2 separate regions of the Mus musculus genome follow, and region 2 is linked to region 1. The links are chromatin loops, found by intact Hi-C in ENCODE. Cell type or tissue: left cerebral cortex. All regions are shown on one strand. Links, peaks and the distances in the headings refer to the core of each region. The heading gives the core; the rest is flanking DNA. Region 1 overlaps St7 (suppression of tumorigenicity 7). Region 2 overlaps Asz1 (ankyrin repeat, SAM and basic leucine zipper domain containing 1).

Evidence for each region. Hi-C counts contacts between places; a loop is a spot of excess contacts. Peaks named below come from ENCODE experiments on the same cell type or tissue, not always from the same donor. Only the 100,000 strongest peaks of a DNase experiment are listed, where the experiment ranks them.
Region 2: a loop joins it to region 1, with 2.8 times the contacts of the local background. A loop is called at or near these places in 15 of 42 quality-filtered maps.

What each region holds. Positions count from the first base shown.
Region 1 is chr6:17,917,803-17,933,784 of GRCm38, reverse strand. It overlaps St7 (suppression of tumorigenicity 7), which reads right to left. Exons shown (of 16, transcript NM_001289624.1): 13 at 11,646-11,796; 14 at 2,927-3,019. Among named protein-coding and RNA genes, the nearest start is that of Gm52894, 85 kb to the right of the region's middle. In left cerebral cortex, for the core only: a CTCF peak has its summit at 8,309; DNase peaks (open chromatin) are centred at 8,352, 9,146, 9,486 and 10,217; H3K27ac peaks cover 994 bases.
Region 2 is chr6:18,072,779-18,088,760 of GRCm38, reverse strand. It overlaps Asz1 (ankyrin repeat, SAM and basic leucine zipper domain containing 1), which reads left to right. Exons shown (of 13, transcript NM_023729.3): 5 at 11,497-11,608; 6 at 12,122-12,256; 7 at 12,876-13,000; 8 at 13,860-13,935; 9 at 14,943-14,999. Among named protein-coding and RNA genes, the nearest start is that of Asz1, 28 kb to the left of the region's middle. In left cerebral cortex, for the core only: a CTCF peak has its summit at 9,948 (motif pointing right); a DNase peak (open chromatin) is centred at 9,951.

The sequences.
Region 1 (15,982 bases), core at 3,639-11,638:
CTGAATCAAGTGTGAGTGTGTACGTGTGTACTTGCACTCCTGTCCTATTTTTTTTTTCATTTTTTTAATTAGGTATTTTCTTCATTTACATTTCAAATGTTATCCCAAAAGTCCCCCATGCCCTTCCCCCCTACCCACCCACTCCCTCTTCTTGGCTCTGGTGTTCCCCTGTACTGAGGCATATAAAGCTTGCAAGACCAAGGGGCCTCTCTTCCCAGTGATGGCCGACTAGGCCATCTTCTGCTACAAATGCAGCTAGAGACACGAGCTCCAGGGGTACTGGTTAGTTATGAAACAAATGGATTTAACGGATATCTACAGAACATTTTATCCTAAAACAAAAGGATATACCTTCTTCTCAGCTCCTGTCCTATTTTTATTTTATTGTATTTTTAAATCATTATTGTAAAGCAATATGAGTTTATCTCTTTTCTCCTGACAGTCTAAGGATGTCAGTAGAGGATGCTATCCCAATAGACATTCACCGAAGACCTCACATATGGCTCTATGCAAACTGCAGGACTGAGGGTCACATTTCCTAGGGCTATCTGACACAAGTGTAGGAAATTCCTGATGATAACCACTTAGAACAGTCAGGAGGGTGGGGGGTATGGTCTTTAGAGCGTCCTTCATAGCGTTCAAACACTGTGCACGAGTTCTGTGAAACCCAGAAGAGCTATGGTATGAAAACATAAAGAACTGTAATGAAGAACTCTACTCAACTCATCACATGACTGCCTGTGACCATGGGCTGGTAAGAGATGCTGGCCAGGGGCCATGGGGCTGTGTGTGCAGAGGCAAAACAACTGCCTGGGAGGCCTTGCCAGAAGGGGCTGAGAAACTGCAGGTTCACAGACGACTCCTGGAACCACTAGAATCTACAAGGTTCGTTCCCCATCAAAATACAAGCTTTCACACCAGAGCTCTTCTGGGTTTCACAGAACTCGTGCACACTGTTTGAACGCTATGAAGGACGCTCTAAAGACCATACTCCCCCCACCCTCCTGACTCTTCTACGTGGTTATCATCAGGAATTTCCTACACTTGTGTTAGATAGCCCTAGGAAATGTGACCCTCAGTCCTGCAGTTTGCATAGAGCCATATGTGAGGTCTTCGGTGAATGTCTATTGGGATAGCATCCTCTACAGACATCCTTAGACTGTCAGGAGAAAAGAGATAAACTCATATTGCTTTACAATAATGATTTAAAAATACAGTAAAATAAAAATAGGAGAGGAATGCAAGTATACACTTGGCTTTATTACTCAGAGCCTCAATCAACAGGGCTGAAAACAAAGGGAAACTATCAGGAGGCTTGGAGCACATGCAAGCTTGCCTGCTTGCATGGCAGGATGTCAGCCTGCTGAGGGACAAACCTGGGGTAGAGTGCCTATAGATCCCACTATGCAAGGAATTATACTTTTGATAGGCAAACTATGAGTAGTGTTCCTAACAGCTGAACATCTCTACAAAACCCAATCCATAAGAGGTTCTGAAGTGATGTCACAGTGGACTCATGGCACCCATTGCAATAAATCTCAGCCACATTTCGCTTTTTCAAGGCTTATGAAAACTTTTAAGAAGTGTAATATTGTTCTGATAACTAATCTATACTCATGGACACTTATTGAATGCAATTAAAACATTTTAAAACATGGTACTTTTCAGAAAACTGCCTTTCTACCAGGAAATGGAAACTCTAGTAAGGCTCTCCGTGAAGGGAACATCAAAGGGTAAATTATGGGCCCACGTGGGGCTTCCTGAAATCAAACTACTGTCATGTGATGCACCAGATGCCTTAAAACGAAGCTTTGACCCGAAGACAGCACAGAGCTCTCCCAGCTCCTTAAACAACAACCCTAGGCTGGGCGGCCTAGCAAGGAGACCCAGTCTGATGGCAGCAATCGCTTTTGTATCCAGGTGTCACCATGCTGAAGATTTACAACTATATCATTAAGGGTGGTATCTGAAATTTTATTATGTACCAGATCTGCAAAGTTACACTATTCTTGGGGAAATATTTATATATGCTATAGCTATTAGATATTGATATATCCAGGGCTAGTAAAGAAAAAAATCATGGCAGGAAAGATGAAATGGTGGGGGCAGGGGGAGAGCCAAAAGAGGATTAGCATCTGAGAGGGGAAAATATTTCCCAAGTCAGGGCCACATGAAGAGCTTAGCTATGATCCCTGCACACAGTCTGATTGGATAATAGCTATTTAGCCTGGATTGTCAAAACAATGTTGTATTACAGTAAACCAAAACAATCCATTCCACATGTTACCACATGAGCATTAGGCTGTGAAGGCCTAAGGCACTTGAGGGTAGGGTCTTCCTCCCACACTCTATGACAGTGCTCGGGCTGCATGTGTACTCTAAACATGTCAGCCAACTGAGTGCGTGCAACTCATGAGATGTTCACAGGAACTGTCTGGCCAAGAGTATTGCATCACCATGGACAGCACACCAGCCTTCTTCTCTGCCTCTGGCAGTGATACCAGTGGCCTGGTCCTGCCCTCCCACCCATGACTGAACTGCAGCTTCTTCTACATCAGCATTTCCTCTTCAAACCCCAACTTTTACAGACCACCTCAGACCTGCACGAGAGCCCAAGTAGACCTTTCCCCGAGAAACTGGCCTGCAGAGAAGATGCTCGATGTCAGGGCTCTGTATGATCATATGCTGGGATCAACATATACATGATGCCTCTGCTATATTTCATGCCCTTGGGGTCTTTCCCTCGGATCAATGTGGAAAGACTCAGAGAAGCAGGAAGTCCAACTCACTCACATAATACATTTCTATACCTATGCTATAAAAGAAGGCCAGGGGTTGGGAGAAACTTAATAAAAACAACATCCACACCTATCATGTAACGCCCCCCTCCCTGGATGAAAGGCAGGGTGCAGGGGAAGACACTTACAGGGAAGCAGCTCCCGGTCAGCTGTTTCTGTACAGATTGGGTATGGATAAAATAGGTGTCCCTTCTCCAGGGGATACGGGATCATCCGGAAAGCTACAAAGGAAAGACAGCACATGAAAGGCATATATTTATCTCCTAACTTCCCAACCTCAGAACAGAACTTTTAAGCGTTTTTCTAATGGAACCCACTGCTCTAAGAGAGGCAAGACTTACCCAGACCCCGAGGCTTGTGCCAGACAAAACGTCAGGGGTGCATTTATGCTGCATTACTCACACATTAATCTCACACTATATATTCTGGGCTCACAAAGCTGGGTGGGGAACGAGGTGTAGAGGGCAGGGAAACCATCAATATCAATGCCTAGGGTTTCATCATGTATAAAATATTATGAAAATGTTCTGAGCACTAATTCAATAAGGCCAAAGCAACTGTAATAATTCAAACCTGGATTGATATGCTTTCCCCAGAAGTGAATGTGGACTCGCTCATTGGAGCTTGCTGCAGATTATACAAATATGAAAGGCATTCTGCTGTGTCTAGTTTAAAAAACATGTCTAAGTGGATCAGAACTCCAACCAGGATGGACAAAGAAAAAAAACTTAAAGCACATGATTTGAGAGGTATTTCCACACTTTATGAACCTTTTAAATCTTTCAATAGTGTGTGGGGTGGGGGTGGCTAGAGAGATTGATCGTCTACATTTTGATGATGTCAGGCCACCTAAATTCTGTGTCTATGGCATCAGATGACACTCGGCTTTACACTGAATTATGGCTTTCCAATCAATCCATCCATCCCTATTATCGAGTGTGTTATTCTCCCTGTTCCAATGTCAGCAGCATGTTAGTCTCACTGTTCCTATGAGCAGTGCTCACGGAGTTAATTTTTCTTCAACAGATGTCCTTTAATGGCTGCATATTGTAGATACAGAACAGAAAAGCCATGCACTACCCTGAGAACGTCAGTTAACAATTCTGGCCGGTATCTGTGTCCGAGAGGGGTGATAGCAGTGAGCATTTTAAATGCTCCATGTTAAGGAATCATCCTGCACCCTTAGCCTGTGATTACCAAAGCCCTTACAAAATGCTGTCAATGTACATATGTGCCTTTTGCAAACTGATTTCAAATAAGAATCAGAAACAAAGAACATTCTCCCTCATAAGAAATGACAAGGTCCCATTGTAACCAGCATCAGTGCACATATGGTATTTATTCTGGTGTCTGAATATTATTTAAAAGTAAAAACAGTATGTATGTGATTCCCAGCATTTGGAATGCAGTCAATCTACACCACAGTGGTATCACTGTGAGGTTATAGCACATTGCCATGGAGAATATAAATCACTATAAATGTGGGATTAGAACAGAGCCAGTTTGCTGGCAGTTTGCTGAGGTAAAAAATGTTACAAATTTTCTTTTTGTAACAGAAACTTCTTAAACAGATTAAAACATTAAAAACACCCCAGACTTTAGCTCTTCCTATAACTGAAGGTTCACCCTACTTCAATCTGACCTCTCCCATAAACAAAGTTGACTTTTGCCAGTTAGCTCAAGTGACAGCAGAGTTGTTCAGTCACAAGATTTTGAAGAAACCAGTATCTCTCTCACCAAAGAAAGACTTGCAATACAAGGAGAACAAACAGCACAAAACATTAGAGAAAACAAACAAAACAAAACATATAAAGAAAAAAAATCCTTGAAGCAATTATGTAGCATCCATTCCCTAAAATATTTTCTGGGGAGCTTGTACTTTTACATTGAAGCTGCAGAAAGGCAGGATTTCAATACACCTTTTTATAAATGATAGTTTCTCTGAAAGCATCCCCCACTTTTACTCTCTCTGTGTGTTACTCTCCACGCAACTAGGCTATTGTTTTGTAATCTATTTGGGTTCATGTGATAAAAAAAGAAAAACAACACAGTTTTCACAATTGCTACTAATTTTGAAAAGTAAACTTCATTCAGAATTGAAGTCAGTTTGAACTTCATGAAAGGATTTGTTTAAAGAAAAATGTAGGCACACACCCTTGAGAGTTACTTGACTATAGAAATCTTCAAGTGAGACTTCTCCCTCCATACTTGGCACAGAGAACTTTATGCATCAACTTAATCCTTTTCTTTTTCTTTTAATCAGTTCTCAACTTTTTCAGAAAGGGTGGAGATTTTGCTATTGCACAATTTATAAATATATAGAGATATGTTTCCTGCATTTTTATGGAATCCTTAAGATTTCTTTTCCTCATGTCAGATATCATTTACATTAAGTTCATAAAATAATATTAAGATTTGGCTTCACTAAACAAAAGCAAACACAATTTCCACTTGCAATTCTATCCTCCACCCACCCTGCTGTGCAGGGTCCAACAGAGCCTGAGATAAGAATGGGTCTGAAGAAACGGGCGCAGGCCTTACCCTGCCCCTGCCAGCTTCCCTCCTACCTCCTGTCCCTTTCACTGAGACGAGCACTGGTTTCATGACTCTTAAAGCTTTCACCAAATGTCCAGAGATTTTGTCAGTGTAAATCCTAAGAAGACACTTATTGAGTGGTTCAAATATGAATAGAAATAGACTATTTGAAGATACTATTTTCAAATGACTATGTAATTCCTAAAAGTCTTTTAGAAACATATTTTAGATAAATTAAAATTGTACAGATATGTGGTTCAAAACAAAGCAGTAAACCTAGGCTACTTTAAAAAAATGGTACACAAGCGGCATTTCTACTTCTTTCTTCATGGGGCACGCTCTTCATCTTGATGCTGCTTGCCCCTTTCGTCAGAGGTGTCACTAAAGTTCCAAAGCACACCAAAACATCCTGTACAACCTAGTCTACCTAGACAGCATGTGCCGTCTTCCGCTCTCCCTAGTCAAAGGCACTTCCTAGGTACCACACTGCTCAGTGCCATATGGGTCAGAAGCCCTCAGCAGCATCCGAGCGAGTATCAACAAAGCCACAGATGGATAGAGGCTGGAGACACGAGACAATTACAAACAGTCACCCTCCCGTTACACAGACGGATAGAAGACACGTTTTGATATTTAGCTGACACTTGGTTGATATTTTTCCTGTCAAACAGAACACTATTGAGATTATCTGTAGCACAGGGACCTGAGAGTGAATTCCAGCTCCATGTCCTATCGTTAGTCTCTTGTCAGAACGGTCTTTGCAGCAGATTCTAAGGACAACTGCCCCTGTGCTGAGACAGTTCAGACCCAAGGGCCAAGCTGCCCTGTCCAGGTCAGGGTTCTCAGCACCTTCCCTCCTCCTCCTCTGAACCCCAAGCCCTCACCTTCTGCATCGGGGAGCACTGGGTGGAAGTGCTGCTGTGTGCTAACAAATGGGCCTGCAGCTGCTGGAGCCCAACAGAATCATCCAAATACAGGTCGTCTGCACTGTGTCTGACTGCAGTACAAGTACCGGGCATGAAGGCCACCTGTCTTTCATTAGTCATTTCAATGCAGAAATAAGGAAAAGACAGAGATCAAAGCCTGGCTTTTGATCCATATTCTTTCAACTATAACAGTGAAGTAAACTGACCTTGAGAAACTCATTTTCCTTTGGTTGGATTTAAGTATGGTTTTTCCTAATTTTGAAGGAGGAATTCTAGGGTTTTACAGTGAACTTCCTCACTCATTAGTGACCCTCAACCCTTATTCTCTGTTCCTATGGCCATACTAGCACCACCTGCACTATCTGTCTACATGCACAAATACATGTGAAGTTGCCTATGTACATATATGCATAAAACATGATTGGAGAATACATGTATACACACACAAAGACTTCTTACAAAGCATTTTTTACATTCATTTCTTCAAACATAAAGCCTGCTACAGGGGAAGGATTCAGTAAACGTTTTCTCAATGAATTATATGCAACTAGGAAGACAGCATTTCTTTCAGAACTTAAGTAAAGCTAAGGTTACAGGAACAAGCCTGTTGCACTATTCTAAAGACTAGAGCAGGAAAATCACTGTAACCTGCATGTTTGAGGCCAGCCTTGGAAACACAGGAAGGCCCTGACTCTCATGCCATAACAGTGGGTCAGCTCTGACCAGGGTCTTTATCCAATGGCTGCTTTCTTTCAAATCATAAAATGCATCCTTAGATCTGTTAGGAGTAGGGGCAGGGGTCAGTTAGGAGTCCCAGTGCTTCCAGCCTTATTGAGGGAAGGCTTAACTAGAGGAAGTGCCCTAAGAACCACATCTCACAGCGAAGAGCATTTGACATCAGGTTCAAAGAGAATAAATTAGAATCATAATCTTATCCTAGGCTTCAACAATGGGCCATTTTCCCTTCTCAGTGGAAACCCTCTGCTTAGCTCCCTCAGAAACACCACCTTCAGATCTTATACATTATTTAGTGGATTCTTGGGGTGGGGGCTCCACAAAGAAAATAAAGAATTCTATTTGCTTGAGTGGAAAAGCATAGACACAAAGAAAAGCTAAGTGGTTTACCCCATGGCATAGTCATCTTCTAGTGTATAGAACATGAAAATTAAAGTTCAAGGTTGCAATCAACAAAAACCATGCATTCTAAAATAAACACTGCCAATGGAGAGCCTTAGAGTTCAAGGTGGGAGGAGATAATGATGCATGAGTACTCAGTATAGGTAAAACAGAAGATGAAAACAGACCACGTAAAGTGGTTACCAGTGCAAACTCAGCGGAAATGAGACCTTGCTTTCATTCTTACGTGATCTTTGCATTCAGCTTGTGCTGCATGTGTGAGGAGAACCAGGGCCAGCAGTGTTTAAAGCAAACATAATTCCGATATGGTGGCAGTCATGCAACAGTCCAAGAAACACAAAGGCTTAAAGTAGAAACTCTTCCCTTTTATTTTTAATTATCTGGACTTTGATTGTATAATTTTGGGGGCTGGGACAGTGATGAATCAAACATTTTAGAAAGCTTTGAAATGCTGATGTATTTGTGGTTGAGAATTCAAGGATGTATCTCCCCCCCCCCAACCCCTTTGCTTAAGAACCATATGCTTCAAACATCATCTCTGTTATATATCAGCCAGACTTTGACTTCATAAAAAGGAGGGAGGGTTCCACATAGTTGATGGAAACCCACTTAATTCTACAGAGTGACTAATTCTCTAACATAAGAATTTCATTGAAAGAGAAAAAAAGCAACTTTCTATTTCTACCCCCATCAACACTTAAGACAGAACCAAGGTTGTTTTGTTTAAAAATATTTCTAAAAGACAACATTTTGTACATGGAACCTGGTGAGATCTTCTGTCCTGAGTTCTCTTTCTAATAAAATTTGGATGTTGGGTGGAGTTGGGAATGGTCTTATATTTCAGAATGAAGAAAATTAATGACTCAGAAGAAAACCTGAACTCTGATGCTGGAGATGTCAAAAGGCGCCACCAAGCGGCAGATTGGGAGAAGTGCAGCCTCTTCTGGTCAAGCAGCTGGGGAGAGCACGCCATCATGAAGAGCTGCCTCAACAGCTTGGAGGTCACCAACATGTGACATTCTCCTTCATTACGGCTTTACAGTTTCCAAGGTTAGGTAAATGGACACCACTCTCAGCAGCTGAGGCAGAATTCTAATCCAAGTCCTCTGATGTAAAACACAGCTGTGGGGCTGGAGAGCCGTCCCCGAAGTTAAAAGAGTAAACTCCTCTTCCAGAGGGCCTGAGTTAGTTCTCAGCACCCACACTGGGCAGCTTGTTGGCACAAAGCCCTCAGTACTCTAGATCTAGGGGATCCAATCAATTCCTCTGGTCTCTGTGCAGCTGCACTCATGGGCATTACCCGTCCCTCCCAGCCCCATACACGTACTTTTAAAAGAGTAAAAAGAAATCTTTTAAACACAGAACTGAATCTCTAATTTAAATGTAAAAAAAAAAAAAAAAAATCACAGATCTAGAAGAAAGGCCAAAAGATTTCAAACAAATGCTTGAGGCTGGAGTGGTAATACTTTCTTCTAAATTGCAGGGAAGCCTTAAGGCTTTTTCTTTAAAAAAGAAAGAAAGAAAGAAAGAAAGAAAGAGAGAAAGAAAGAAAGAAAAGAAGAGAAAAAAAAGGAAAAGAAAAGAAAGGCTGAAAACATGTATCATGAGAATTTTTTTCTAGATATGTGTATGTGAATGCATAAGCATACACACATAAATTCGTATACATCTTTGCTTATTGAAACCACACATGAAAATTGTGCAAAACGTGACGAGTACCAATGTCAAGAACACAATGGAAGCTGCTCGCCGCTCAGCACAGCAGCTGAGGTTAGGTACGTTCACTTCCGTTTCTTTCCCTTTTTATACACATGTACTGTCTATTTTCTTATTATTATTGAAATGTTTAAAGCAATGTTAGAGAAATAGCATGTTTTAATTTTAACCAGGATGAGTCACTTTCTAAACTATTGAAGTACTAAGTGTAAGACAGCATATTCTAGCTTATATGTGGTGATGTAAATCTAAATTTTTACCTTCCAAGCAAATGCTTCAAAGACAACTTGTCTCTTCCCTTCCATGCACTCACTGCAGAGGAGAAATGTGGGCTTGCTCCGCCTCCTGACTGTCTGAACCAAACAGCCACTCACCGCACTGAGTAGCCGCTCACCGCACTGGAGCCCAGAGTCAGCAACGGCTTTCTGCCTAAGCTAGAACATTATCCCTGCTGCAAGCGAAAAGACACAAACGCAAGACCCGTGGACAACACCTGGGCGTGAAAACATGCCTGGAGGTTCCTGGTGCTCAGCTCTCCTCCTGCATCTAGCACACAGGAAGCACACTCGTGCACATCTGCTCTCCAGTTGCTCAGCATGGCTGTCTCTGGAGAATGAATGGCACTGGACCAGATTTGGGCTGGGGTCACAGCTATCTGCTTTTTACAGGAAATGTTTGTCTGTAAATATCAAATTCCCAGCTGACATTTTCTATAGGGATCTGGTTTCCTTACCTTACTATTTTATGTATAAAAATTCACCCACTTAATCTTAATAATGCCTTCTATCCATGCATCTTAAGGTAATTCCCTGGTACTCCTACCCTGCTCAGTTTGGCAGTTCAGCGTGTAGTTGTCTGGTTCTCTCTGTCTCATGACCCTTCCCAGTTGTTTCAGAGAAACTCCATGCTGCTCCCTGATTACTGTCTTCCCGGTGTTTCCAATCATTCTCCCAAACAAATGTTTTCACTCTTCGTGGTCACTGCTAAGACCATGTATTTATCACCCTGAGCTTTGTGCAGTTGTGGATCCTTTCCAGGAGGTCCAACTGGTGAGTTGCTACTCGTGTTCCAAGGATGCCAACCTATTGGTATGGCTCTAAGCCAATTCCTCTGTTTAGCTTTCCACACTGGATGTGATGACTCATATTGGATGAGCTCTTAGGAATCTTTCTCATGTTGAATTAACATTTCCTTTTGTCCTTTTAACAACCAGCATTACAAGCCATGATCAGCACAAGTTGTAGGAGACTGTGTACAAGCACATAGTTTCTTGAGGGAGTCTACTGACCTCAACACATGGCTATATTGCATTTACCAAGCAGAGGGAGAAGCATTGTCAAGTCCATATCTTTCAAGTTGTAAGCAGAAAATTATACAAAGAAAGCTTGTTAATTATCTGAGAAAAAAATTTCCAAGAAGTAATAAAAAATTTCCAACCGCTTTTGAAAGCATCTCTGTCAATTTACTTTCAGCCCACATCACTTCCTGAACCAAGCTACACTCTTCCTGAGCCATGAACGGCAGAAACAAGAAGAAACCGAAGCTTATCAAAGTGAAAATGGAAGCAGAAAAGATAGAGAAAAAAGGGGATTAAAAAAACTTGTTTGTGAGCCTGATTAAAATTAGGATACAACAGGAAAAAACTGACACTCTAATATTATTTGGTTAAATGCCAGCTGCTATGCTTGCTTTGCTTAATTGGGGATTAGCAGTGCTTCACTGTCCATGTTGTCCAATAACATAGGACTGCTGCTTCTTCCTTAATTCACAGTCTCCCAACAGCCCAACAACTTGCCATTTCTTGACATATTCTGCTTGCTTCTCTATCACCCTGGTTCTCGGGGCTTGCTCACTTGTTGCCAGACTTTGCCCTTGGTGTTCTAACCCACAAACCTCTACCTTCTGAAAACATCACCAGACAGCTGACACAGGCATCCCTTTCCTCCTGCCCACAGAGAACAAGGAGGAGAAGGTGGAGACATGCATGTCACCTGCCCTTAGAGCCTGTTTCCCTACACAGAATGACAGCAACTGTAGACAACATGACAGGGCCATCTAACAGACATTTATTATTCACAGGGGTGCCCCACCTCCCAGAAGCCACTCCCATAGTGGACACTGCTGCTTTTTGAAACATATCTAGGGTGCTTTTGTGGATGCTCAATTTCATTTCAGTGCAATAACTGTGTCTCTTATCCAACTCTACAGCTGAGGCTATACAAAACAGTAAGCAGGGTCCAGCACAAGACTTCATTGTGACAATGATGTCAAGGGGCTGGGCAGATCTCCAGAGAGGGTTTGCTGGGTGGTAAAGCATTTATCTAGCAGACTCAGATCAGTTATCTCTTGTATGGAGGTATGCTTCTAATCTTGATGTGGCACCACAAGAGCAACACCCCTATCTCTGGGGATCCGGAGCATCAAACAAAAAACAGACTTGCCAATTCTCATTGTTCATCATGAACTGTTGAGGCATAAACAGTTCTAGCACTCCATGTTCTTAAAGATTGTTCAAAGAAAAAAAATTACTTACTGCCTTCCCACGTACAATGCAAGAGATTCAAAGCCCCTTCCACCCTCTTCCAGTGTGCAAGATGAAAGAATGCATATGCTATCGCTTCACTGTCTCCTCTCTTCAGGATGTGTTCTGGTGGGAGGATTAAGCTTTTCATTTCTAGTAGATACTGAAATTAAAACAGCAGGAGACAGATGTGTTACTATACAGTGATTATGAATTCAACACTGAAATAGGCTGGCTTCCCTAAAACCACCATTCACAAACATTCATCAAACCTCCAACCTCATGGCTACATTTGAAGGCTATTGATAGCCCCAGCAATATTCAGAGTTGGTGGACAGCTGATTAGCTTTGTATTTGTTTCCTTCCATGAAGACTTGTAGGCTGAAATACTCTAATCAAAAAAAATTAATATAGGCTCAAGCAGGTAAAGGAAAAATGTAGAGGAGACAATGATTTTATATAATTTTATAACCACAATGAAAATACACGAAGCAGACATATGAAGTCAAGCAGTTATGTGAACCACCTGCATTAAAGAGATTTGGCATTGGGAACACTAACCATGTATCTTTTTTTCTATACAGGTATATAAAAAAGGACATTGTTTTGTGAAAGAACTATTGGTATGTGGGAACAATAGTAAGTAATGCTATCAATAGAAAGTAATGCTATCAATCCAACTAGCACTATAGTTATAATCAAAACATAATTAAATTACCTATAAGATAAATATAAAGGGCATACTTTATACTCAGATACAGCTGGCTATCCCTTCATGATTCTGTTATTTTAATAGATTCCACTATAAGTTACATAATGCTAGTAATAGTCTTATAAGCCCCCAAGACTATCAATCATCCTCAAACATCTAGAACTCATATCGTGCTATGGACAACACTAGTTACACAGTTTCAGAGTAAGAAAGCACAGGGAGACCGTTTTGCTACCATCAGTAATCTTGAGCAAAACTAATGAGGAACAAATCTTATCTAATGAGAATAAGATCTTGATCTGAGATTTTAGTAATCATTCACAACTATACTGCCAACTAGTCAAAAATGAGGAAGATGCTATATGAATCTTGAAACTAAATATGATAAGTTGGTTTAGTCAACTGAGGTAGAGTGGAACATTTCACGGTGGCATGGAATCAGATGGGGGCCGAGGGAAAGTGTAATCTACTTTTCTTCTTACTTCTAGCACTAGGAAAATCTCTTAAAACTGCTTCATTACACATTTTCTCTTGGGCTAAAGGACCTTCAGCAATAGGAAGACATAAGGATAAATTTAGTGGGTATTTTCCTATTTGTAGGTTGAAAGCAAACTAGAATACACAGCAGAGATAACCCCAGTGGAGGGCTCAGAAAATTACCAACTGTCCAGGCAAGGGCCTAAAGTGGTGGTTATGTAGTTACTTTAATTAAAATTAAAGAACATAAAAATTCAGTTTGATTCTACTATCCATATGTTGAGTCCTCAAATACTGCATGTGGCTAATGACTACTGCACTGGAAATTTGAAAGAACATTCACATTATTAAAGATTTTTTTTCCAAAACTGCAAATAACTAGACCAGTTTTTAGATGGAACTCAACCTAGCACTATTACAGGGCTAAGTACCTATGACTAGATAGGCCATAGGCCCTAGCGGAGAACCTACTATTATTATTCTCCTAAATGTATATTTAATTCACTCATAATGACTTATCTTTAAAGCAATAAATTAGCGTGTCAACCCTCAATGGACAATCTTCTTTTATCAGTATATGAATTCACAGAGAGACTCACAATTGGTCAACATTCAGAGAATGAGAGTCTGCAGTTCTAAGCCCTAAATGTGACATCTACAGCACCCCTGCTCCTAAGGTTATGGGCAAAGAAAGGGCAGCAGAAAGATTATAGAGCCAGAGGCAAAAATACTACATGAAAATAGTCTGTCCAGAACAGGGCAGTTGGACACATAAGCTCACAACAGTTGTACGTGCGCAAGATCAAACCAAACAAACATCCCAACATGGAGATGGGAGGTGATCAGAGAGTCTCAGCCCTAGATGTGCAACTACTGGAAATTGATGAATGGTAAAAGAATGACTTTTCTTCAAGGATGGGGCTCCCTTCCGAGAAGCTATCCGTGCTTCAGTAGATGCCGTGACCCGTATACATACTCGCAGCACTGATCAGATTTAATGGGAGAAAAAATAAGAAAAACAAAACCTAACAAAACAAAACCCCATAACACAGACATGATGTTGGGAGAAGATATGGTGGGGGGAGGTAAGAAAGGAATTGAAGTAGAGGGAGTGGGAATGACTTCAATTAAAATCACATTGTAATAACTCAGTGAACACAGAGAAGTCAAGGTGGTGCCCACTTAGAGCTTATCCTCCTACTGTCTAGTATTCATGGTACTCAACGGTACTTTGCACACCATCAGAAGATACAGGTAAATACTAACCCAGCCACCAATTATTTTAAACACATGCAATTAGGGCACAAAAGTTGTTGGAGTAACCAACCACTGTGTGACTGGATTTAAGGCCCACGTTATGAGATGAAACACATCTGTCACTGCTCCAGTGGCCAAGAACCTGAGGCTAGATAGGCCATGGACCTACAGAAATTACCAAATACTACTGTCCTGCTAAAGGACCATAGCAATAAAATCACTCCTAAAGACATTCTTCTATCCTCATAGACCAGTGTCCCACTTGACCATCATCAGAGACGCTTTCTCCAGAAGCAGATGGGAACAAAAAGATCCACAGATGGACTATGTGTAGTGAGAGACCTTGGAACACTCAATCCTAAATGGTACATCTCCATCAAATCCCTTTGAAGTTCAGGGAACTTTGCAGAGGAGGAGGTCGAAGGATTGTAAGAACCAGTAGGCATGGATGACACCAAGGAAACAAGGCCTTATAGTCAGAGCTGATGCAGATGTGAACTAGAAGACTGTGGCAGCATGCACAGGGCTTGCACTGTAAGCCAGAAGGAGTCCCTGTGCAGAGATGTTCAGGTAGACATGGGCTCCCATCCTTAACCCAGAAGCTATCTCCAATTGACAATCATTTGCAAAAGAAAAATTAATTTTCTCTAATGTACTCTCACTGGGTATAAAACCACACTTAAAGGCAGGGTGCTCAAATGGTCAACATAGAACAAACTCAATGTTATTTTTGGAGGGTTTTTGTTTCATAATGCCTTATCTGGGCACATTTTGACCTTACAGATCTTTTGCTTACATAGAATGGTCTCCAATTTTTTTTTAAATAGGATTTCTATGTGTGCAAGTGTATGCATGTTTCTGCATCTGAACATGTTTCTTACACTTTTTCTTTGGCTCTTTTTTTTTCTTGTAGTTTTGTCCTATTCTGGATTTGCCTATTTGTTTTCTAGTAGAGAGAAAAAGTGGTATGGATGAGTAGTTAGGAAGGTGGGAAGATCTTGAAGGAGCTGGGAGAGGATAAATTATGCTCAGAGTATGTTGTACAAAAAATTGTATTTTCAAGAAAATTTAAAATTATATTTAAAAAAATCACATTGTATAGATACACAGATTTCTCAAACAATAAGAAAAAATATACAAATACCCTTTGTTAGGAACATATACTCATTGAAAATAAATATGCATTATAATAAAACTATAATAAATAATAAAACAAAATGTAATTTTAAAAGAATTGTTGACCACCAGGATATCTACATGCCCTTGACAAAAGGTAGTAAGTGTTAGGGAGACAGAATGGTTCCTTGGTGTCCTTGGGATGCAGGCCCGTGTCTCCAGGGACAGCACACATAGTCCACAGTATAGGCTGTGAGGTGATGCCCTGCTCCCCTCTAAGCTCCTCTGTTCTTGACGCATGGATATGCTCTCTACAGCACCAGGCTTATATGTGCCCCTTTGTCAGCTCAATCACAAAATCCTCAAGAACATAAACTTTGCTGTCTTGATCTTAATTTGTCTCGATACTCCCTTTAAAGCACCTTTAACATACATATGCTAACTTAAATTCAAACATTATTTCCCAAGAACAGTCTCAAAGTAAGCACTCCTGACCTAGTCAGAGTAATGAGGGCAACAAAAGCAATTCACCCAGGAGACTTAGCCCGGCATTCTCGCTATATCTGTTTTATGGCAGGAATAGGTTATGTCTATAACGGAGATTTATACTTCTTATAGTTCCAAATAGAATGTTGGCTGTAACCAACTGATGAAGGCTAATAACAACAATGTGCTGTGTTTGGGGCCAAGCTTAAAACGGCTGGCAATATCAGGTCTCAACATGTGCAACATTTAAATTAGAAAGGCATGGAACAACATTTCACATCCTACTTGTCAAGAGGAAAAT
Region 2 (15,982 bases), core at 5,158-13,157, 150 kb before region 1:
TGGCATTGACCTTGCATCTCATTGCCCATAGTTAAGGTGAGGTCCAACCCATGGTCTGTCCAGCTAACTGTCCTTACAGTGGGAACAGGCATGAGAAGGATGAACAAACTTTCCTGGTATTCCCCACTGACCTCACAAAGTCCATCACAGCTGAGTGCCAGTCATGGCTCCCCCTTCCTCGTTCCGTAGCTCCTACTTCCCTGGAGAGCTATTACCTGCCATAATAAATTTGTTTTTAGCTGTTGTCTTGGGTGGGATGGAAACTATTGTTTATCATCTTGTATTTTACCAAGTTTCACTGATGGGTCTTCTAATCCATCATCTTACTAGGGAAGTATTCAAGCCCAGATTCTTGCTTCTTGAAATTCTCAGTGCTTTAGCAACACCAAACTTCAAGTTCTGTGGTTTGCACCATTGAGAAGACTGGCCAGTACTACGATATACCAGTGCCACCCAGGAATTAGGAATGGCCTCAAAGAAAAACTTTGGGGGAATATAATACTCAGTCCAACACCAGGGCCTTTGCTCACCATGGTCTGGAAGCCTTAGTTTCGCTTCTGTGCCTCCACATGGACCAGGTAGATTTCTTATCAATATAAGAGGAAGAGTGTGTGTGCGTATTTCAGAAACCCTAGTTTCTGACAGCTTTCCATCCCTGAAGTTCACCTCTCTAAGTTAATATTTTCTTTTTCCTAGAACATTAGTCACATATATCTGATGTATAGTTATGCGTCTTACATGCATACAGATTTGAAGATGTGGCAACACCATAACAGTTTAGCTCTGTAAGGGTCTATATCGTTAATGACAAACAGAGATGGAGGAATATCACGTGCCAGCAGAACTCTCATCTCAAACTGGAAGCCAGTGCATGCATATGGCCAGGCACAAGGTTTGTAACAGTCTCCATGAAACTTACATGATTCTCACAAGAATACTGTGAGCAAGTACTTTCCCTAGTTAACCAGAGGACCTCTCACAATGCCCCACTACTGAAAGGTTCCACAGATCTTCCTTGGAGATAGAGACCATCTTGCAATACTTCAATATGTTTTAGTGAATACTAAATTTACATCCAGACTACAACAACCTTCCAACATATTGTTATTGTAGCACCCACCCCCCAGCGCCCGGCCACTGCACAGTGTTGATCTAAAGGCGCTCCACTCCTGCAGTAGATGCCTGGTTCCTAGCACTTCATCATTGCCCAAATCATGCTGTTTCATTAGTCTTCTGGCTACACTTGTAAATACATACTTAAATGTCCATAAAATATGTTCCTGAAGGTAAACCAACCATTTAATTTGTAATACAACGTGATAGGTACATCATCAGGAATGAATGTTCCCATAAAGTTGAGTTTTGTTGCCCTCTAGTGGAAATCTTATTGAAATAGAGTAGCGAGAAAGTCAGACTTGTCAAGTTTGAGAAAAATTTTGTATGATACAATGCACACAGGCTAGCTTTGAAACTAGGCTAGCTGACTTACTGCATATACTCTGACTCTGAAGTTGGCTGACCTCCAGGACTATATTAGAGCACTGAATTCTAATTTCCTTCCACAGAACAGCTTTTTCATTTATGTCTCATCTGTGGAAATTTTCACACTGTAATAATTTGAATGCTACAACCATGGCACATGTATGAGTGCTCACAAAGATTAAGGGATTTGCTCTGTTGTCTTCCACAGAAAGAGTGGTGAACTCTGACCTGAGCCATTAAATTATGTTGCTTTGAATAAAGCAATTAGCCACTGGCTTCCAGTTATGAAGGGGTTAACAAAATTGTAATGTTAAGATTATATTAGCTTTGCACTTGGTAAATCCAAACAATGAGCTCAGAAACTATTGGAAATAATAGAAATAAAATGACATCACTTTCTAATGCTAATATGCAAAATCCACATGATTTTCAGTTTACAAGCTGACTATCTTGAAAAAACAGTATTGTCATAGATCCCACTCTAGAGAGCAAATGTAAATGTCTAGAAAAAAGAAAAATGAAGGCCCTAAATCAAGACAATTTTAAGCTGTATTGCATAAGACTGAATAAAGAGACTCATTTCTTTGCTAAGATGAGAGCACTTACAAGGGATTTCATATAATTTTTTGAAATTAACTTGTCGATTCAAAGGACCAAGGGAATTGTGTCGACCTTATGAAAAATTCTAGTTTCTAGAAGAAAAATCAGACTAATACCAATACCTTGGGCAAAAATAGCTTTATAATCTCAACATACTAAGGTGAAGCTATGCCTTGATACACCACAGCAAATTTAAATAACAAATGACTAAAATATTTTAATATTCTATTTAAAACAATGAATAAAAAATTTTAAAAATCATTAGCTTTTTCTTTATTTACATTTCAAATGTTATCTCCTTTCCTAGTTTCCCCACCAGAAATCCCCTATCCTCTCCTCCCTTCCCCTTCTCCCAACCCACCCACTCCCCCTGCCTGGCCCTGGCATTCCCCTAACTGGGGCATAGAACCTTCACAGGACCAAGGGCCTCTCCTCTCATTGATGACTGACTAGGCCATCCACAGCTACATATGCAGCTAGAGCCATGAGTCCCTCCGTGTGTTTTCTTTGATCGGTGGTTTAGTCCCAGAGAACTCTGGGGGTACTGGTTAGTTCATATTGTTGTTCCTCCTAGGGAGCTGCAAACCCCTTCAGCTCCATGGTTATTTTCTCTAGCTCCTTCATTGGGGACCCTGAGCTTCCTCTAATAGATGACTGTGAATATCCACTTCTGTATTTGTCAGGCACTGGCAGAGCCTCTCAGTAGACAGCTATATCAGGCTCCTGTCAGCAAGCTTTTGTTGGCATCTGCTACTTTTTGGGTTTGGTGGTTGTTTATGGGATAGATCCCCAGGTGGGGAAGTTTCTTGATGGTCCGTCCTTCAGTTTCTGCTCCAAACTTTGTCTCTGTAACTCCTTCCATGGATATTTTGTTCCCCATTCTACGAAGAAATAAAATATCCACACTTTGGTCTTCCTTCTTGTTGCATTTCATGTGTATTGCAAATTGTGTCTTGGGTATTCTGATATTCTGGTCTAATATCCACTTAAGAGTGAGTGCATATCATGTGTGTTCTTTTGTGATTGGGTTACCTCACTTACAATGATACCTTCCAAATCCATCTTTTGTCTAAGAAATTCATGAATTCATTGTTTTTAATAGCTTAGTAGTACTCCATTGTGTAAATGTACAGCATGTTCTGTATCCATTCCTCTGTTGAGGGACATCTTGGTTCGTTCCAGCTTCTGGCTCGATTATAAATAAGGCTGCTATGAACATAGTGGAGCATGTGTCCTTATTACAAGTTGGAACATCTTCTGGGTATATGCCCAGGAGAGGTATTACTGGATCTTTCGGTAGTACTATGTCCAATTTTCTGAGGAACCACCCAACTGATTTCCAGAGTGATTGTACCAGCTTGCAATCCCACCAGTAATGCAAGAGTGTTCCTCTTTCTCCACATCCTTGTCAGCATCTGCTGTCACCTGAGTTTTTGGTCTTAGCCATTCTGACAGGTATGAGGTAGAAGCTCAGGGTTGTTTTGATTTGCATTTCCCTGACGATTAAGAATGTTGAACATTTTTTAGGTGCTTCTCGGCCATTTTCTATTCCTCAGTTGAGAATTCTTTATTTAGCTCTGTACCCCATTTTTAACAGGGTTATTTGGTTTTCTGGAGTCCGCATTCTTGAGTTCTTTATATATATTGGATATTAGCCCCCAATCGGATTTAGGATTGGTAAAGATATTTTCCCAATCTGTTGTAGGCCTTTTTGTCTTAATGACAGTGTCTTTGCCTTACAGAGGCTTTGCTATTTTATGAGGTCCCATTTGTTAATTCTTGATATTACAGTACAAGCCATTGGTGTTCTCTTCAGAAATTTTTCTCAGGTGCCCCTGTGTTGGAGGCTCTTCCCCACTTTCTCCTCTATAAGTTTCAATGTCTCTGGTTTTATGTGGAGTTCCTTGATCCACTTAGACTTGACCTTTGTACTAGGAGATAAGAATGAATCAATTCGAATTCTTCTACATGATAACCGCCAGTTGAGCCAGCACCATTTCTTGAAAATGCTGTCTTCTTTCCGCTGGATGGTTTTAGCACCTTTGTCAAAGATCAAGTGACCATGGGAGTGTAGGTTTATTTCTTGGTCTTCAGTTTAGTTCTATTCCATTGATCTACCTTCTGTCACTGTACCAGTACCATGCAGTTTTTTATCACAAGTGCTCTGTATTACAGCTTGAGGTCTGGGATGGTGATTCCACCAGAGGTTCTTTTATTGTTGAGAATAGTTTTTGTTATCCTAGGTTTTTTCTTATTCCAGATGAATTTGCAAATTGCCCTTACTAATTCGTTGAAAAATAGAGTTGGAATTTTGATGGGGATTGCATTGAATTTGTAGATTGCTTTTGGCAAGATAGCCATTTTTACTATATTAATCCTGCCAATCCATGAACATGGGAGATCTTTCCATCTTCTGAGATCTTCAGTTTCTTTCTTCAGAGACTTGAAGTTCTTATCATACAGATCTTTCACTTCCTGAGTTAGAGTCACGCCAAGGTATTTTATATTATTTGGGACTATTGAGAAGGGTGTTGTTTCCCTAATTTCTTTCTCAGCCTGTTTATCCTTTGTATAGAGAAAGGCCATTGACTTGTTTGAGTTAATTTTATATCCAGCTACTTCACTGAAGCTGTTTTTCAGATTTAGGAGTTCTCTGGTGGAATTTTTAGGGTCACTTATATACGCTATCATATCATCTGCAAATAGTGATATTTTGACTTCTTCCTTTCCAATTGGTATCCCCTCGATCTCCTTTTGTTGTCGAATTGCTTTGGCTAGGACTTCAAGTACTATATTGAATAGGTAGGGAGAAAGTGGGCATCCTTGTCTAGTCCCTGATTTTAGTGGGATTGCTTCAAGTTTCTCTCCATTCAGTTTGATGTTGGCTACTGGTTTGTTGTATGTTGCTTTTATTATGTTTAGGTATGGGCCTTGAATTCCTGATCTTTCCAAGACGTTTTATCATGAATGGGTGTTGGATTTTGTCAAATGCGTTCTCAGCATCTAATGAGATAATCATGTGGTTTTTGTCTTTGAGTTTGTCTATTTAGTGGATTATGTTGATGGATTTCCATATATTGAACCATCCCTGCATCCCTGGGATGAAACCTACTTAATTAGGATGGATGATCGTTTTGATGTGTTCTTGGATTCTGTTTTCAAGGATTTTATTGAGTATTTTTGCATCGATATTCATAAGGGAAATTGGTCTGAAGTTCGCTTTCTTTGTTGGATCTTTGTGTGGTTTAGGTATCAGAGTAATTGTGGCTTCATAGAATGAATTGGGTAGAGTACCTTCTGTTTCTGTTTTGTGGAATAGTTTGAGGAGAATTGGAACTAGGTCTTCTTTGAAAGTCTGATAAAACTCTGCACTAAACCCATCTGGTCCTGGGCTTTTTTTTTTTTTTGGTCAGAAGACTATTAATAACTGTTTCTATTTCTTTAGGGGATATGGGACTGTTTAGATTGCTAATCTGATCCTGATTTAACTTTGGTACTTAGTATCTGTCTAGAAAATTGTCTGTTTCATCCAGGTTTTCCAGTTTTGTTGTGTATAGGTTTTTGTAGTAGGATCTGATGATGTTTTGGATTTCCTCCGGTTCTGTTGTTATGTCTCCCTTTTCATTTCTGATTGTGTTAATTAGGATACTGTCCCTGTGCCCTCTAGTTAGTCTGCCTAAGGGTTTATCTATCTTGTTGATTTTCTCAAAAAAAAAAACAAAAAACAAAAAAAAAACACAGCTCCTGGATAGGTTGATTCTTTGTATAATTCTTTTTTTGTTTCTATTTGGTTGACTTCAGCCCTTTGTTTGATACTTTCCTCTTGGGTGAATTTGCTTCATTTTTTTCTAGAACTTTTAGGTGTACTGTCAAGATGCTAATGTATGCTCTCTCCAGATTGTTTTTGGAGGCACTCAGAGCTATAAGTTTTCCTCTTAGGACTACTTTCATTGTGTCCCATAAGTTTGGGTATGTTGTGGCTTCATTTTCAAAAGTCTTTAATTTCTTTCTTTATTTCTTCCTTGACTAAGTTATCATTGAGTAGAGAGTTGTTCAGCTTCCACATATATGTGTGCTTTCTATTATTTATGTTGTTATTGAAAATCAACCTTAGTCTGTGGTGATCTGGTAGAATGCATGGGATAATTTCAGTATTTTTATATCTGTTGAGGCCTGTTTTGTGACCCATTATATGGTCTATTTTGCAGAAGGTACCATGAGGTGCTGAGAAAAAGATATTTTCTTTTGTTTTAGGATAAAAAGTTCTATAGATATCTGTTAAACCCATTAGTTTCATAACTCCTGTTAGTTTCACTGTGTCTTTGTTTAGTTTTTGTTTCTAGAATCTGTCCATTGAAGGGAGAGGGGTGTTAAAGTCTCCCACTATTACTGTGTGCAGTGCAATGCGTGCTTTGAGCTTTACTAACATTTCTTTAATGAATGTGGATACCCTTGCATTTGGAGCATAGATATTCAGAATTGAGAGTTCATCTTGGAAGATTTTACCTTTGCTGAGTATGAAGTGCCCCTCCTTGTCTTTTTTAATAACTTTGGGTTGGAAGTCAATTTTATTCGATATTAGAATGGCTACTCTATCTTGTTTCTTCAGACTCTTTGCTTGGAAAATTGTTTTCCAGCCTTTTACTCTGAGGTAGTATCTGTCTTTGTTCCTGAGATGGGTTTCCTGTATGCAGCAAAATGTTGGGTCCTGTTTATGTAGCCAATCTGTTAGTCTATGTCTTTTTATTGGGGAATTGAGTCCATTGATAGTAAGAGATATTAAGGAAAAGTAATTGTTACTTCCTGTTATTTTTGTTGTTAGAGTTGGGATTCTGTTCTTGGGGCTATCTTCTTTTAGGTTTCTTGAAGGATTGCTTTCTTGCTTTTTCTAGGGTGTCATTTCCCTCCTTGTGTTGGAGTTTTCTCTTTATTATCCTTTGAAGGGCTGGATTCGTGGAGGATATTGTGTGAATTTGGTTTTGTCATGGAATACTTTGATTTCTCCATCTCTGGTAATTGAGAGTTTTGCTGGGCATAGTAGCCTGGGCTGGCATTTGTGTTCTCTTAGGGTCTCTATAACATCTGTCCAGGATCTTCTGGCTTTCATAGTCTCTGTTGAGAAGTCTGGTGTAATTCTGATAGGCCTTCCTTTATATGTTACTTGACCTTTCTCCCTTACTGCTTTTAATATTCTATCCTTATTTAGTGCATTCGTTGTTCTGATAATTATCTGTCGGTAGGAATTTTTTTTCTGGTCCAGTCTATTTGGAGTTCTGTAGGCTTCTTGTATGGTCATGGGCATCTCTTTCTTTAGGTTAGGGAAGTTTTCTTCTATAATGTTGTTGAAGATATTTACTGGCCCCTTAAGTTGAAAATCTTCATTCTCATCTATACCTATTATCCTTAAGGTTTGGTGTTCTCATTGTGTCCTTGATTTCCTGGATGTCTTGAGTTAGGATCTTTTTGCATTTTGCATTTTCTTTGATTGTTGTGTCCATGTTCCCTATGGAATCTTCTGCACCTGAGATTCTGTCTTCCATCTCTTATATTCTGTTGCTGAAGCTCGTATCTTTGGTTCCTGATTTCTTTCCTAGGATTTCTATCTTCAGAGTTGTCTCCCTTTGTGATTTCTTTATTGTTTCTACTTCCATTTTTAGATCTTCGATAGTTTTGTTCAATTCTTTCACCTGTTTGGACGTGTTCTCCTCTATTTCTTTAAGGGAGTTATGTATGTCCTTCTTATAGTCCTCCATCATCTTCATGAGAAGTGACTTTAGATCCATATCTTGCTTTTCTGGTGTGATGGTGTATCCACGACTTGCTATGGTGGGAGAGTTGGGTTCTGATGGTGCCAAGTAACCTTGGTTTCTGTTACTTCTGTTCTTATGCTTGCCTCCAGCCATCTGATTATCTCAAGCACTCCCTGCCCTGGATATATCTGATTGGAGCCTGTCCTTTCTGTAATCCAAGTTAAGTCAGAACTTCTCAGAGTCTAGCATTTTTTGTGATCTTGTGATTCTGGGATCCTGAGATTCTGTGTGTGTCAGAGTTCTTGGCAGTCAAGCTTCCTCTAAGACCCTGAGATCCTGGTGTGACCAAGCTCCTCGGATCCTGGGATCCTAAGATTCTGGGTTTGTTAGAGTGCCGGGAAGTAGTACTTCCTCTGGGGACCATGGGGCTGTCCACTGAGTTCAAAACCAAGGTAGACCAGCGCCGACCGGAAGAAACATGAACCATTGGTCCGGCGGGGTTCCTATGTCTGTGCTCCAGCTGGCCCCAGGCACTCTGGGTTTTGTTGGAACAGATGTTGTGTTCCACTCACCAGTGATCAAAATTTAAAAATTAAAGTCCCATTTAAAACAAGAAAGAGTGTTTCTGGCCTGAAAAAGGCCTTAGAAATACCTAAAATCTGCATTACTGTCATACAAGGGCAAGGCATCTGACTTGAGTCTTCTGTGTTTTACTGGATCATACCAATAGGCCAGAAAACAGGGTATGTAGACATTAAAATCCAGAGAAAGAGCAGCATCCCAAGGTTAAACAGGGACACCTAATCCAAGAAAAGTGACTTAGACTAGAAAAAGAAAAACTTAGACTAGAAAAGGCCATTAAAAGGACATGCCTTATCATTCTGAGGAATAAAAGAGGAGTGTGCTGCCACAGAATAGCAGATAGGCTTTGTGAAACAACTGCAACAAAGTATTAAAGTGGCTGTATAATAAAGTTAAGTATAGCTGTAAAATATTAAGTGAGCTACTGCTGAGAGTAGCTAAGTGGCTTAGAGGGTAGATGTGAAGAAATTGTCTAGACTATAACACAACAGGTAATAGAAAGGGAATCTCTAAAGAAAATATACAAACCATGAAGAACATTGTCAGAAGTTCTACTGTCTAATAAGCTTCCAGAAAGCTGAGGTTTGAACTCAGGAAAGACCAGGGTTATATCTAAAGAAAAGGTTCCAAGAAAAAAAATAAAAGGTAGATGTGCTGCCCTTGAAGCACTAGTGGTCAGGAATAGTCACATACATTAATAAATAGTAAAGGGTTCTTGCCTTCCATGAGAAAATATTTGTGCCATACGTAATTCTAAGTTTTATGGTTAATATTGTCAACATGGCAGGATCTAAACTTGCCTGGAAAACAAATCTCTTGGCAGGTTTGTGAGGGGGGCGTTCTATCTCAGGTGAGCTGAGATGTAAAGACATACCCTAACCAGATGACAAAGTTCCATGGCTGGAAATCCCAGAACTGAGTGAAAAGGAAAGAGGGAACTAAGCATTAGCATTCTCTGCTGTTCTGAGGATGTGACGTGACCAGATGCCTCAAGGGCCTATTGACATCCCTTCACCTCTGTAAAGGGTACCCTTGAACTGTGAGCAGAATAAACCCTTCCCACATTAAAATACTTCTGTTATAGCAGCAAGAAAAGCAAAGTAAACAAGTAGCATACACATATTAATTAAGAATTAAAATATATATGTATATTACAGCTTCAAAATACCTTTAAAGAATTTTAGAGCTTATCAAGGAAATTTCATATCAAAACACTTCCTATGCAAAAATGATTGTTGTTATTTGGCAATTTAACAGCTATATATGGAAGAAGACAAATGTACTGAGCATTCCATTATGAATCTGAAATTATGTGTCTAGTTTTTCATCATCTAAGAGTGAAGATAAAATACTTTGACATATATATATATGTGTATATATATACATATATATATATGAACTCAAAACTGTTTTCCTTATCAGGGACACCACTGACATTTAAAGTAAGATCCTCGCAGGATACATTATCTGGTCCAGGTCCTCATCCATTTAATTCAAATTAATTCCCCCCAGTGATTATACTGACCACTAGAGGGAACCAGTAGACCTACTGCATAATACACTTGATGTTCAGGGTCTGCATGGATTTCTGCATTAAAACTATTTCAACAATAAGACAAAGCCCAGAGACAAAATAGAGAATGATTCTTTCCCAAATCTGGGTAAAGAATTAACAGAGTTTTTGTGGTACACAAAATTGCTCAAGGAGAATAGCAAAAACTGTTTTTAAAATCATGGTTACATAAAATTTGAGTTTAACATAGAAAATAATGCCTCCTGGAACTTAAAAATGAAACATTTGAATTCAAAATCTAGACAAGAAAAAGAGACTAGTGTCAGTGGTTTTGCTAAAATTATTGGTGTGAAGAAGTCACATTCAGGACATACCTCCAGCTAATAAACCTATATAGAGAAGTACTGTTTGTTGATAGCATAAGTAATGTGAATAGAAACATTAACTTCAGGTCAAAATGTGGGATTCTTAGATCATTCCATAAGTGATTCATCTCTAAAGTTGTTCATACATTAAGTCAGATAATGTGGGTGACTCCAAAGCACTGGGCCCAAAATGTCAGATCTCCCATAAGACAGATTATATTTACATTCCACTCATATACAAAAAATAGAATTATTTTAGTCTCCTTTGAATGGCCCTAGAAACTAAATTTCAGGAGTAGATGGATTGAATCTCTAACATGAGGGAGTGATAAGTTATAGAGAAACCACTAATATTTCCCAGAAAAAAAAAAAACTCAGGAAGTATTTGGCAAATGAGTGGTTTGAACTCTTTCTGGATTAGAGTATATTCTCACTGAAAATAAAATGCTATCCTAAACTAAAATGGGATGATAACAGACTAGATTAAGGCATGAGACCCAGTGTTGTGGCCTTATCTGTGTCTTCTATCTCTGGATTCCCAGCATAAGCAAAATGGGCTCTCTGATTAAATTCTAGAGGAAGGTATAAACTCACTGTTCATATTAGAAAATGGGGATTAACTTAAACTCACATGTGCATTTCTTCACTATATGGTAGGTGTAAGTAATGCTTATTTACTACAGATTAATTTAAAAATATTTTACATGTAGTGTATTTTGATCATAGTCTTTTCTCCTCCTTTAACTCCTCCAAGATCCTCCCCCCTCCAACTTCATGTTTTATTTTCTGGCTCAACACACCTCCCTCCCTCCTTCCCTCCCTACCTCCTCCTCCCTCCTTCACTCCCCCCTGCACCTCCCCACCTCTCTGCTTCCCTCCTTCTCTCCCTCCTCTCTCCCCTCCAGAACAAAACCAAAAGGTCAAAATAAACAGCCAATGAGACAAAATATCAAAACAGAAGGTACACACAAAAAGACAGAGTTGAATTTGTGTTTACTGTCTGGGCATGGGTTCTGGAGTGTGGTTGATAGAACTCTGATACTCAATTGTGTTTTTAAAACTTGCCTGCTACATTAAAAGCTCTTGTTACCTTCTGTTTTCTCTTAAAACACTATTGATGATATTGTATGTGCATATGCCCATGAGATTGACTGGCTGCTGGTGGTAACATGAACACATGTGTTTCTTTCCTCTTCCTCTCTAGGAGACTTATGACGCCAATCATGTATGCTGCCCGAGACGGTCATACTCAGGTTGTGGCTCTGCTTGTGGCTCACGGAGCCGAAGTTAACGCCCAGGATGAGAATGGTTATACTGTGAGAAATGCTTTTCAGTGTGCCTTCTGTTTCTGAGACAGTGATACTTTGCTATTATATCAAGAACCTACACAAATGGGTAGTTTGGCTTGGTTGATGTTTACTGTCGAAGAGTTAAGAAAGTTTTAGAAGGCTTGGCCTGGTAAGAGCACTGTGATGGGCAGAGCTTACAGAGGAAGGGACTCTTTGACCCTTGATAAAAGAGGCTGTAACACACGACAAAACCAGGCCTCAGGAAAATGCACACAAATTCCTTCCTAGAAAACATCTGTAGTGGCAGATAAGTTCTTTATTCCATGACATTACTTAACTGCGTAAAACAGTGTTTGGTTCAGTAAAATCTGTAAGTACAGCTGGACGTGTGTTTACATTATATTGTGCAATGAGGAGATTGCATCACTCTGCTAATTAGCTATGCTCTCCTTTTTACTGTGCCATAAATACCGGTGAAAATATTTCTTATCTTTCTCACATGAAGCCCTTTTTAAACAGACTTCTTTCCCACACTTACAGGCCTTAACATGGGCAGCACGGCAGGGTCATAAAAATGTAATTCTGAAGTTGCTTGAACTGGGAGCTAATAAAATGCTACAGACCAAAGATGGCAGAACACCAAGCGAGATTGCAAAAAGAAATAAACATCTTGAGGTATTCACCTGTGAACTTACTGTGTCATCATTTTATCATGTAGAATTTTTATGTTATTTGTCACAGTTTCTAAGTATAATAATAGCATTTTGAACAATTATTAATTACTTGAGTTTTTATTCTACAACCAGGTAATGAAACTTTGTTTTGTTAGAATATTCACTTTTTAAATCAAAATGATATTAGTCACTTAAGTGATATGAAAAGATAGCAAAGCCTTAATCTGTCCCTAGACGTGACACTGTCACAGGCATAGATTGCTTTGCGAGGCACACTTAGGGTCTGTCCATGCAATACATACTCATGCTGCTACAGCGAGGATCGCCTTACTATTTATAAATAACTGTCTAAATGCTTTAGCTCATCTGGAAACTATTAATTGCTATCCTTGATTTCTGAATTTCTAAATCAGTGATTTTATTGTTATGTTAAGTGAAGGAAGCCTTTACTTGGTTTTACAGAAGGTTTTTTCGGGATAAAGAGTTATAAGTCTTTGAACCACTTACCTTATTAGAAGTTTTCTTCTAGATAGAAAAAATAATATGTTCATCTTCTTTTCAGTGTAAGGGATAATAATAATAATGTTAACGATATTTGAATGACTTGGAACTTTTTTCAGATCTTCAACTTTCTTTCTCTGACTCTAAATCCATTGGAAGGAAAACTTCAGCAGCTAACCAAAGAAGAGACCATTTGTAAACTGTTGGCCACAGATTCTGATAAAGAAAAAGATCACATATTTAGGTAATATATTTGAATTTAACAGAATGCATATAAAATGCATGCTTTATTACTTATAGTACATTTGGCAAGTTATATAAGATATGTGATATTTCAAACTTTAATAAGCATTTTAAAATGCCATTTAGAAATGTCTGGATTTTAGATGCCTTGTTCTCTAGAGTTTAGAAGAGTTTTATTTAGTTATTTGCTTAACTAACTCTGACTTTAATATACATTTTTAGTAGAATATCAAATTTTACATTAAAGAGATCAAGATTGTATTTATATTCAAACTTGTTTGTGTTAGATCTTATTTTCTAGTTATTTTTAATCATCTCTCTGGTTTTATAAACTAAAAATTTGAAAGAATAAGTTCCTGAACTTTGTTGTTCAACACATGGCTACAAACCAACTCTACTTACTACATTTAGAGTTACCATCTATTTTATGTTAATTGCATTAAAAGATATTTCTATTTGCGACATTTCATGACAAATACTTACTAATGAATATTCGAATCTAAGGAAAGATGGGCTGGATATTATCACCCATGTTTTCCCTTTCTTTGCTTAAGAAACTTTGTTTGGGTTGGGAATGTAGTTCACTGCTTAGATTATGTGAACCTCTGAGTTTAATTTTTCAGCTTTAGAAAGGAGGGGTAGAAAGAAAGAGGAAGTAGGAGGAAAGTCAGAGAAGGGGACAGAGAGAGAATCTAGTTTGTTCCTTTGATGCAGCACTTAAATGTTCTGTGTAAACTTACAAATAATTCTGCCCGGATTTGTTCTTACTCATTTCCATGCCTGCTCTGACTAGACATGCACATAAATTACTGTGTATGTATACTCTGCTCTGAAACTGACCTTGCTACACTATGTTATAGCCCGTATACAGCGTTTGGAGATCTGGAAATATTTTTACATGGCCTTGGACTTGAACATATGACAGACTCATTAAAGGTAAGATTTTATATGAAGCAGAGTGAGTTTTATATATGCATGTGTTTATAGTTAGCATAACATGTTATATTAAAATAAAATTAAACTTTATTCTCAAGCATGCCATTCATTTCTGCTTCATTTTTAGACTACCCTATTTTAATTATAATAAGCACTTCAAAATTGTATCAACCTAGAAATTTATATAAGTTAGAATCTGTCTGAATTTCACAATTTCTACCTTATAAATCTATATACATTTAATCCCTATATTTACAGTTGTTGCTGTGTGTGTGTGTAATGCTAGAAGCATGATTTTGAACCAGACAATCCTGTATCAGATATTTGATCTGACTATTATCTGACATATGTTACTTAAATATCATTTTCTCTCTAAGGACTAGTGTAGGTTGTCCTGAAAATTAGGTTGGGTTATATACCAAGAACAGTATGTGTTTTAAACATGCATTGTGGGGTTTGAATATATTTGAATTTAACAGAATGCATATAAAATGCATGCTTTATTATAGTACATTTGGCAAGTTATATAAGATATGTGATATTGGTAAGGATACCTGATAGATAAGGATACTGAAGCAAAGGACTTAAGACAAATTCACATAGGAATATGAACATTGCTGCAAATATTTCAGAGCTGGATTCATTGTACAGTGCTGAAACTCCTGTCTAAGGAAATCTTTGGCCAAAACTCATGTGATTGATAGTTTAGTCCAATGTCATCTGAAATTTAAATATTCATAAAATATAATTTTTGTGGAGAAGCTTCCAGAACATTCTCTTTTTCTAAGGAGACATGGGTGCTAGCCATTGTCTTTGATTCTGGGAACCTAGATACTATGTGCTTTTGCGAGTATATACTATCTAACTAGTGATGTGTGAGGTTTAAACTACATACTCTCTGAACACCCAGAAGGTATTTGAGAAAGCAGTTCAGTGATAACTCACTTTCCTGCTTTGCTGTGAGTTGTTCACACTGAATAGTGGTGGGATTTTTGTCTTTTGTGCAGGAAAAGGATATAACTTTAAGACACCTTCTGACCATGAAGAAAGACGAGCTTACAAAGGTTAGTATCACTTACAAAGTGCCAGGTAGCTTCCTTGATGGTTTTAAACTTGCACATTCTTTATTTTTTCTCATATTTTTTATTAGATATTTTCTTCATTTACATTTCAAATGCTATCCCAAACGTCCCCCATACCCTCCCCCCTCCCTGCTCCCCTACTCACTCCCACTTCTTGGCCCTGGCGTTCCCCTGTACTGGGGCATATACAGTTTGCTAGACCAATGGGCCTCTCTTCCCAATGATGGCCGACTAGGCCATCTTCTGCTACATATGCAGCCAGAGACACGAGCTCGGGGGTTGGTTGGGGGGGGGGGGTACTGGTTAGTTCATATTGTTGTTCCACCTATAGGGTTGCAGTTCCCTTTAGCTCCTTGGATACTTTCTCTAGCTCCTCCACTGGGGGCCCTGTGTTCCATCCTATAGATGACTGTGAGCATCCACTTCTGTATTTGCCAGGCACTGGCAAAGCCTCACAGGAGACAGCTATATGAGGGTCCCTTCAGCAAAATCTTGCTGGCGTATGCAATAGTGTCTGCGTTTGATGGCTGATTATGGGATGGACTCCCAGGTGGGGCAGTCTCTGGATGGTCCATCCTTTCATCTTAGCTCCAAACTTTGTCTCTGCAACTCCTTCCATGGATATTTTATTCCGTATTCTAGGAAGGAATGAAGTACCCACGTGTTGGTCTTCCTTCTTGATTTTCTTGTATTTTGGAAATTGTATTTTGGGTATTCTAGATTTCTGGGCTAATATCCACGTATCAGTGAGTGCATATCAAGTGACTTCTTTTGTGATTGGGTTACCTCACTCAGGATGATACTCTCCAGATCCATCTATTTGCCCAAGAATTTCTATTTTTAAAACTCTGTGACTTTGTAGACTGATCTTTTGTAGGTTCTTGGTTAGAGACAACACAGAATCACTAGGTGAATATTGTACCTCAGTGTTAAGTTGCTTGAAACCCACTTACAGACTTAGAGCA